Linked DNA regions of Homo sapiens: region 1 is linked to region 2. Evidence: read pairs that join two places in POLR2A ChIA-PET (ENCODE). Cell type or tissue: endothelial cell of umbilical vein. All regions are shown on one strand. Links, peaks and the distances in the headings refer to the core of each region. The heading gives the core; the rest is flanking DNA.

The links. ChIA-PET counts read pairs that join two places held together with the same protein. Peaks named below come from ENCODE experiments on the same cell type or tissue, not always from the same donor. Only the 100,000 strongest peaks of a DNase experiment are listed, where the experiment ranks them.
Region 1: POLR2A ChIA-PET joins it to region 2 with 6 read pairs; 1 of 35 experiments calls an interaction of 5 or more read pairs at or near these places.

The regions. Positions count from the first base shown.
Region 1 is chr13:110,265,128-110,269,515 of GRCh38, forward strand. The region is part of intron 1 of COL4A1 (collagen type IV alpha 1 chain); the gene reads right to left. Among named protein-coding and RNA genes, the nearest start is that of COL4A1, 40 kb to the right of the region's middle. In endothelial cell of umbilical vein, for the core only: no CTCF peak of the experiment used is centred there; a DNase peak (open chromatin) is centred at 2,074; H3K27ac peaks cover 1,532 bases.
Region 2 is chr13:110,336,637-110,341,024 of GRCh38, forward strand. The region is part of intron 3 of COL4A2 (collagen type IV alpha 2 chain); the gene reads left to right. MIR8073 (microRNA 8073) reads left to right here and starts at 4,322; the gene lies at 4,322-4,388. RefSeq lists an enhancer at 1,522-2,023. In endothelial cell of umbilical vein, for the core only: no CTCF peak of the experiment used is centred there; a DNase peak (open chromatin) is centred at 2,195; H3K27ac peaks cover 2,799 bases.

The DNA.
Region 1 (4,388 bases), core at 182-4,181, 72 kb before region 2:
GTTTCAAGTGATCTGGGAATGAGTGGAGTGTGACCTCACTTCCTTTCAGACAGATGAAAGAAAGGATAAAGAAAGGTAGGGAGGTAGAAAATCACAGAAAGAGGAAAGAGGAAAGCGCCGACTGCAATACGATTTTGGTTTATTTTCCATATGCAGATTTCCTAATTCTACGAAGGCAATTTGAGTACATCACAAAGCCAGAAAAGGTGTGGGGTACATTCTAAATAAAGAAAAGTATTAAAGTAGTCAAAAACAAGTCTCACACAGTGTTGAGCCTGAGGCACCCTAAACTACAGCTGTGTGCAGTCGCATTCATAGCGCACAGCTCAGGCTGTGAACCCAGGAGAGACGACACATGTGCTTTCACCAGGCTTCACAGCGCGTGAGCCTGGGATCAGGAAGTGTGTGACGCTGAGAGTCAGGGGAGCTGATTCTGGTGACAAGGACACAGCCCAGCCAACTGACTCCACACAGGTGGCTGCAACCCCAAACCAGGGAGCTGCATGCCAGTCCTGGCTTTCAGGAAAGGAGATCCTATGCACATCCTATGAGGAAATGTGGCACGTAAAACGGATTTGTTATCTACGTCACTAGGTGCCTTCCTGGAGGCCTTTCTGCTGCCAGCAGTCTTGGGTTTGGGAGCTGCCCGTAGAATACAATGGAGTTCCTGAAGATGATGTGGCAGTCATCGAAATTCCACTCCAGCCAGGGCCATTCTTTATCCCCAGCACGAATTTCCACTGAACACTAGACTCTAAGAGCCCGCGGGAATTCCTGCGCATCTCCCCAGACTCCACCATGCCTGCTGGGATGATGATGCCTGCAAGTGTGTGAGGGCTCCCAGCTCAACCGTCTGCGGTGTCGTCACTGAGAGTCCTGGATGGCCACCACGTGGAGACAGATGCGGGTGGTGGCGGTCCCCAGACGCAGATACAGCAAGCAGGGGGACTGAGCCAGCAGCCCGCGCGGGGGGTGCCGCATAACCTAAAGAATGAAGTCATGCCCCGGCCTGCACCCGGGAAACTGCACACAGCGAAAGATCGCCACTGAGATAAAGAGCTGAAAGCTATTCCCCAATTCAGCTGTTTCAGCCGTGCGGTCTCACAATGGGCTCACAGACGGCAGCATCCACACGCACCAAGCTCCGGGCCAGCCGAAGGGACGCAAGGGGAACTGGCAAGCCACCGTTCTCCATGTGGGGAGACGGACGTGTCACAACCCGCCTGGAGTAGTTCCAACTCTGTCGCCACGAATCCTAGCTCAGGAAAAGCAAGAGAAGGCTGCCAACCCCCGGTCCTCCAGCCCTGGAGTCACGCTAGCAGAAATGTGGCCACGGAGCTGGATGGGGGTAAGAAAACCTTAAAACTCAAAACTCATCTAGCAAAAGAACAGCAGCCCAAAGAAAGGCAGGGCAATGTGGGGCCTCAGTATACGTCGCGGAGACCAGATGCTGACTTGGGGAAACACACAGGGCAGTGCTAGGCTAACTGGCACAGTGAGCGTGCACTGGACATGGGATATAAAATTGCAACAATGTTACAATTCCTGAACTTAATAAAGGTATCATGCTTACGTAAAAGAAAATCCTTGTCCTTGGGTCTAACGCTGACATGTTCAGGGGCTAAGGGAGATGACCTTTACAACTTAATCTCAAATGGCACAGCAAAAAACAAGAGTAATATGGAGAGGCAGTAAAACCACGAATGTGGCAAAATGTAAGCAATTGATGACTCTCAAGTGGAAAGCATGCCAGCGTTTATTTGCATACTTCCTGACACTTTTCTAGAAATTTAATTTTTAATCGAAAAAATGTTTAATCAGGGTAATGAGATTTGAGAAAATTTGAAAGGAATCCAAAAACTTAAAAAAGGCATAAGGCAGCAGAGTTGCACTCTGCCAGGGACCAGCAGCCAAGGGCAAATGTGAAGCAAGCCTTTTTGAGCAGATAAGGATTAATCACAAAGGAAACCCACAGCGAGGGCAGCGGCTGCTGAGCAGAGCACAAAGAGCACAATGAGCCCACTGGAGAAAGGATTTCCGGTCACCCAGTGGGCCCTGAGCCTCCCCACCATCCACACAGGCGAGGGGAAGGACCTCGCACTATCTGGTGTCCAGGGAGCCCCTGCATGACCCAGTGGAGGGAGGAGGGGCAGGGAGACGGAGCTACGCACACTTTCAGCACCTCCAAGAAGGACAGAGGGAGAACGGCGGAAAGGATGCCCAACTCAAGCTCACAAAGATGAACGTGTTTTTTCTGTCTTGGGTGCATCCTGAGTTGCACAGCTGTCATCTCAGTGCCTCCCCTTCTCTAAAGCACCTTCTGGTGGTTGTACAAGCAGAAGGGCTTGAGGAATCTTTGCAAAGCATCCCTGTGCTGGAGCACCCAGAAAACTCCAAAGAGCTCTCAGTCTCTGGAGTTTTCCTTATCCACCAGTAAGCTCCCCTTATCCAAGCACCCAAAACAGGGGCTGGGCTCTGTACTCTTCAGGTTTTCAGTGACACGAGTGTAAGAAGCACTTAGACAAAGAAAACTGATCTATAGCTGGAAACAACTGAAAATTAACATGGAGTAGATAATAGCTATGATAAAATTTGCAATATTTCAGGATTTTCAGATTCAATGGTTCCCAAATAATGGCATTGGAATAGCTTCAAAATAAGACACACAATACATGTTTAATTTAAAACACAGTCCTGTATAACATTGAGGGCAATAGGTAATTATTATTATATGTATATTTATATGTATATGTGTATTTATGTATACATAAAAAATATGTAGGTCAGGATTTTAAACCCCATGAAGATCCTATACAGAGCTGCACATCTGTTATTCACAGGGTATGCTCCAAACATCATCAACACCTAGAACACAGCTGCCCCCCTCAAAAAAAAAATACAGAAAAAAGAAACTCTCTGGAAAGCAGTGGTCACAAAGCTCATGACATTTGACTCCAGGAGGAAAGTTTGACAGACTGCTGTTAAGCACCTACAGTATACAAGACATTCACTGGCCTCAGTCAACCCCTAGCATATAAAGACAAGGGGCCAGGTTCAGCAGGGCCGATGCCAACTGTGTCCTGCCTCAGAGCACCGGCACTGCCAGTCCAAAACCAGGAAAGGCATATGGATGACGAATGGCTCTGCACACTCCTGTGATGAGCACTCTGATGCCTGTCGTGCCAGGCTCAGGAGCTTGGACCTGAATGCAAAAGATGGCAGGGATTTCTTGGGTGGGGAGGGGAGGGAAAGGGAGGTGAGTATGCAGAAGCCGGCATGGCCAGCTCTCTGCTCTCTTTAGAGAGAAGGCAACCATCCTCGCCAGTCCAAGTGAGCTTTTAACAAAAATGTGTCGAGTAAAAGAATGACAGTAGGATAACATTCACTGCTGTGCCAGAAAAACTTGGTCATTTGGCTTCTGCAGATGACTTCAGGGTGGTGTGGCAGGGAAAATGCTTTTGAGCTTCAAGCCTCAGTTAAAATGCTGGCCGTGCCACTGTGCTCTGCTGGCCATTGGCTGCATGGCTTGCCAAGGGGCTCTACCTCTCCAAACCCGGGTGCCTTGTCCATGACCCCATGTGGGAATGACACCTGCCTCTTAACACAACTGGGACAAGGAAATCAGCTGACTTCCAGGACCACACGCCTGGCACGTGGGAGGCTCAACAAATCTGACTCTGTCATCCGCCCATCTTCCAGCCGAGGGCAGGTGAGACACAAGGAGGAGGGGACTTGTTTGAAGCAGTGAGAAGTGGAAAGGAACCCAAGGAGGAGGGAGTGGGAACACCACCTTCCAGAGCCCAGCAGAGGAGGCCAACGTGCAAAAGCCGAACCTCCGCGCACCTCCACACGCCTTGCAGCACCACGGCCCACCTCTTGGCGCACGGAGAACTGATCCAGGCTCACCACGATGACCCGGAGCCACTTGGAAAAGTGCCAGCTGTATTGACAGCATGCTCTACTAACAAAGGGCTGTGCATAACCTATTTCAGTAAAGACATCAATGGAAAAATAATTGTAGCATTTTAAGGAAAGTTCCAGAAAATTAACTCATACCTAGAAGAAAATCCATTTCCTGATGCCAGTAAAATAAGACTTTTCTATTCTCCAGGGCTCGAAGCATATGTTAAAACACCCTTGTTTATGATATAATTTAATAATATAGGAAAATGTAGAATAAGTAAACTAAAAACCTTTATAAAATCAGAAGCATACATATTTTTCCTACGACATAGAGAGAACATTGTCATAAAAACGCTTTTTGAATTATGCTGCAAGATTGGGCCTGTAGTTCACAGGCATGTAGAAAAGAAATACAGAATCAAAGTAATGAAGTACATTGGGAATTATGAAAATAGTGGTGTTATTTTACATTTATCTTATGTATT
Region 2 (4,388 bases), core at 209-4,208:
GGGGTTTTGCTTGGGGAATATAGGAGGCAGGACATGGACCTCAGGGGGTGGCATCTCATCTGCAAGCAGCTCATCTGGGAGCTTCCTTCCCGAGGATGTTTGAACATATTATATACAGAGCCTTGACCCCAGGGCCTTATTCCTGAAGCTTTCGTTGATCAGCTTCTGGGAAGCCTCCAGCAAAGGCAGTTCTTCCTCTGCTCCCTCTGAAGCAGTTCATGGGAAGAGTCACCACATTCAGCCTGGGGCTGGCATCCTCTGGACAACATCCATTCCCACGTGGCCTGGGTTGCCTCTGTGCTCCTTCACGGGACACTCACACCAGTTCCTATACAGGTTACATCAGAAGTTCCCAAATGTTGCTCTGGGTACTGCACTGGTTAGCAATGCAGTTTTCAAAGTTCCAAGGAGAAATGAGGGGAAATGAGGAAAACAGACTGCGTTTATCTATGGATGCTGATGCTGTTTTGTACACGTAGGACGTATAATATATGCTCACTGCATTCAATCCGTAAGCCTGTAGGCCAGTGACAGTTGCAGTCCTGGCGCTCTGATTCCGCGGTTCTGGAATGGGGCATGGGCGCCGGAAGTTTTAGAAGCACCCGGCATGATGCTGATCACAGCCAAGTTTGGAAACCACTGGGCTCGTGTGAAGGACACTGTACCCTGCTGTTTGGAATCATAAACGTAAGATTTAAAATGGGCTTTCCTAACTAATAAGTGCCAGTGAGGGCTCAACAGCTGATGGGCAGTGGAGTCCAGAGTGATGGTCCCAGCAAGCGTTCCAGCGGCATCTGCCAAGGCTGGAAGCTGTTGCCAGGCTCGAGCCAGAGCAGCATGGGCAGGAAGCTCCTGATGGGCAGTGGAAGTGAGATTGGACCAGCGTCAGAGGGCGGATGTACTGGTGGCAGGCTCAGAGAGGGTTGCCTTGGGATTCACAAAGCATGGCCCATGGTGTCCAGACTGGGGGCTTTTGAAGGCTTAGGCTGATGTTCCCCCTTAGCCACACCCTTGCTATCCAAAAGGTCCTGCTCCACATCTGACCGCAAGCAGCCCTCTGACACAGTGCTGGAGGCTCTAAGAATCTGAAGTCTGCCTGTCCCAGGGAAGTCCCTGCAGCAGGTTCTGCTGTGTGTGTCTGTGTCCCCAAGACATTTTTCAGGACAGCTTTGGGAAAAGCACTTTTTAACTGTTAAAAATAGAGAGAGCATTGATACTTGTGAAGATATATGTACTCACTAAAATATATGCAGTGAGCATATATTCACTAAATGAACATGCATTGAAAGTAAACAGCATGATGCCAAGGGCTTGAAGTTCCTTTTCTTGTTGCTTTGTAGGTTAATGAGGCCAGGGGTGTGGATTAACAGTATTCTGGAATCACACAAAACTCTCCAAAGGAACCATTTATGCCACCGTGATAGGAACTGCGTATTGCTCACTTGGATCCTAAGCTGATTTTTAAATTAGATCTTTCCGTGATCCCTTGTTGAGTCTGTTTCATGTGCATTTTATTATATTCTATAAATATTTCACTAGTTGTTTCTAATAATTAGAGAAAAAGTGTCTTTCATCAATTTAAGAGAGAAGGGAATAGTCTGTTAAGGCTGAGCAGTTACTGCATATGAAGGCTCCAATGGTGAGCTTCTACCATTAGCTGGCAAAAAAGAGCAAAAATGCAATGGAAAACAGTGAGGGAGAGAGAGAGAGAAAGAGAGAGAGAGGAGAGAGGCACAGTTACTGAGCCATGTGGCCAACTATTAAAACTAGGAGAAAAGACACAGAAAATGTTGTGTGTGGGGGGGGGTGGGGGTAAAATGCTCCCCCTGAAGAGCACTGAGGCTCTAGGGAGCCCGTTAAACCCAGATAATTCTACTAGAGCAGGAGGGAGCTGGCCTGGGCCTTCCCAGTTAGCACTCACTGAAAACAACGGGCCTCTGCCGAGAAGCTAAACCTGGGACCCCAGGGATGGTTTATCTGGAAGATTAGGGGAGAAACGTGCAAGGCAGCCAAGGCAATCCAGCCATCTCTGCAGCTGGGAAAAGGAGTGATTGTTTTCCTGAGCTGCTAGCCTGGATTTGCAGAAGGAAAGAATGCCTTGTTTCTGTCCCCTGAAGACGCAAGCTGAAAAAATGTCTGGCTGCTCTTCGCCGCCCTCCCAGGTTCTCTCCCACAGCCAAGAACGACTGGCTGCTGCCCTGAGCCGGGAGGTCACAACGCTTGTGGAGTAAGGAGCTCGGGTTTTTGTTTGGGGCTTTGTTTTGTTTTCTTAAGTATCTGCAGGACAATGTTTGGAAGAGTCGTATGCCCCATAAAAGGAAGAAAATGGTGCTCTTGGATTGTAATCAGTGACTTGTGGTTGGCAGTTATGCCTCTGCCTTCAGTACTGCAGGCCTGTGCCTTCCACGGACCTTCCCTAACATCATTTCTGGAGATGATGGGGCCAGCTCTTTAAGAAACTATTTTTTCACGTTATCATGTGGTAAGAACAGAGATGAACCTCAGAGATGAAGAGTGTGATTGAGCTCAGAGAAACTTCAGTGACTTGATTTTAAATGGGCCAAACAGTTGGATTTCTTTTACCTTTTGTGCAGAAAGCCTTCGTTTAGAGAAAAGAGGACTGAATTCTGATGGACAGTAGGTGTGGGAGGGGCAGCATGTTATCACAATAGCATCGTGATGAGATTCCTGGATGGAGGGAATCACTGGTGCTTGCATATTTGGGGCTTCATCTTAGGGAAGTTCCCTAAAATCTCTGTAGCACCCAGTTTTCGTGGGAAGAATGTCGTGGGAGCAGGGGCTTCCCTGACCTTGGAAGCCTGGCCGGTCAGTCTCAAACGAGTTTACTGCCTCCGACCCAATTGTGAGGACTGAGCCAGAGGGAGTGCATGTCAGCCTCAGCCTCCAGCAGCACAGCCCCTTTCTCTACAAGCCTCAGATATAGGGGAAAAAAAACAAAAACAGAGTCAAAAGTAGGTCTTCATTAATAAAAGACTGGGATCTCCCAGAATTAATCATCTTGCTCATCTTTTCCAGTTCTGGAAATCTGATCTTTGAACCTGGTATCCTCAGTCTTAGCACAATACCTGGGACCATAATAGATGCTCAGTAAACTTGGTGGGAGGAAAAAATCAAAGAAGGAGTCAAAATAGAGGTGCTCGGTGCCGAGGAGTTGCTAACCTGGACCATCCAAATAATGACAGTCTGTGGCACTTCAGAAGCATTCCAGAAATGGAACAATGGCACTCCATGAAGCTGTATAAACTCATAATGTATCCTGTAACTAACCCAGTATAGAACAGTAACACTGTTTACACTGATTGGAAGGAAGAAGGTTCATCCTGGCGGTTTATGACATTGCCAGAATGGCTTGAATCCTTGAGGGTGGGTGACAGGTAGAGTGGATAATAAATGGGCCTCCTGGTTCACAGAGCCTGAGAACCTCTCACCCAATGGGCACCTGGTGCCCCTGCAGAGTCCAGTCTAAGAGGACAATTTTTTTTTTCAGATGTAGTCTTGTTCTGTTGCCCAGGTTGGAGTGCCTGATCTCAGCTCACTGCAGCCTCCGCCTCCTGGGTTCAAGCAGTTCCCTGCCTCAGCCTCCCTGGTAGCTGAGATTATAGGTGCACGCCACCACACCCGGCTAATTTTTGTATTTTTAGTAGAGATGCGGTTTCACCATCTTGGCCAGGCTGGTGTTGACGTCCTGACCTCGTGAGCCACCGCGCCCAGCCAAGGACAATTTACTCTAGCCACAGATATGGCCATGGTCCTCATGTAAGCTGACTACAAATACAGCAAATCCACCTTTCCAAAGACTTCATTCTAAAGATGTAAAAGAACAAAAAGAGATAAAGGAAGAGGATGAGAAGACTTGAGAAGAGTGGAAGTGTAGAAAGAAAATGTTTAAGGTTCATCCCCTCCCCACCTTGGGGAGTTCCTTTGGCAGCATCTTCTGAAGGGTACTTCTCCTAGCCCAGGGGCAGAAAGATCCAGTCTTTTGGGGCAGCTGCGGAAGAAAGGAGAGCAGTCCTGTAGCTCATGAAGACATTACGAAGCACAAAGAACTGCACAGGGACAGAGAGTCTTTAGGGTCTCGAGCTCACTCTATGTCCTTGGCTGTTAAGTTCCCCGAGAGCAAACCCCAGCTTCTCGCTTGCTTCAGGCTCTGCATGTGTGAGTGTGACCCTTGGGTACTCTCGGGGCGTTTTCAGCCATGCGATTCTGGGGACTTCAGAGGACTCTGTTCCTTTCTGACTCGTGTTCCGGCGTCTGTGGATTGCTCCCAACAGGAGGAGGAGTATTGTCTATTAAGGGAAAAGATTTCAGTGACCTGGCAGCAGGGAGCGTCGTCAGTGTTTGACTGTTTATGGTATGTCAGGGAGCTG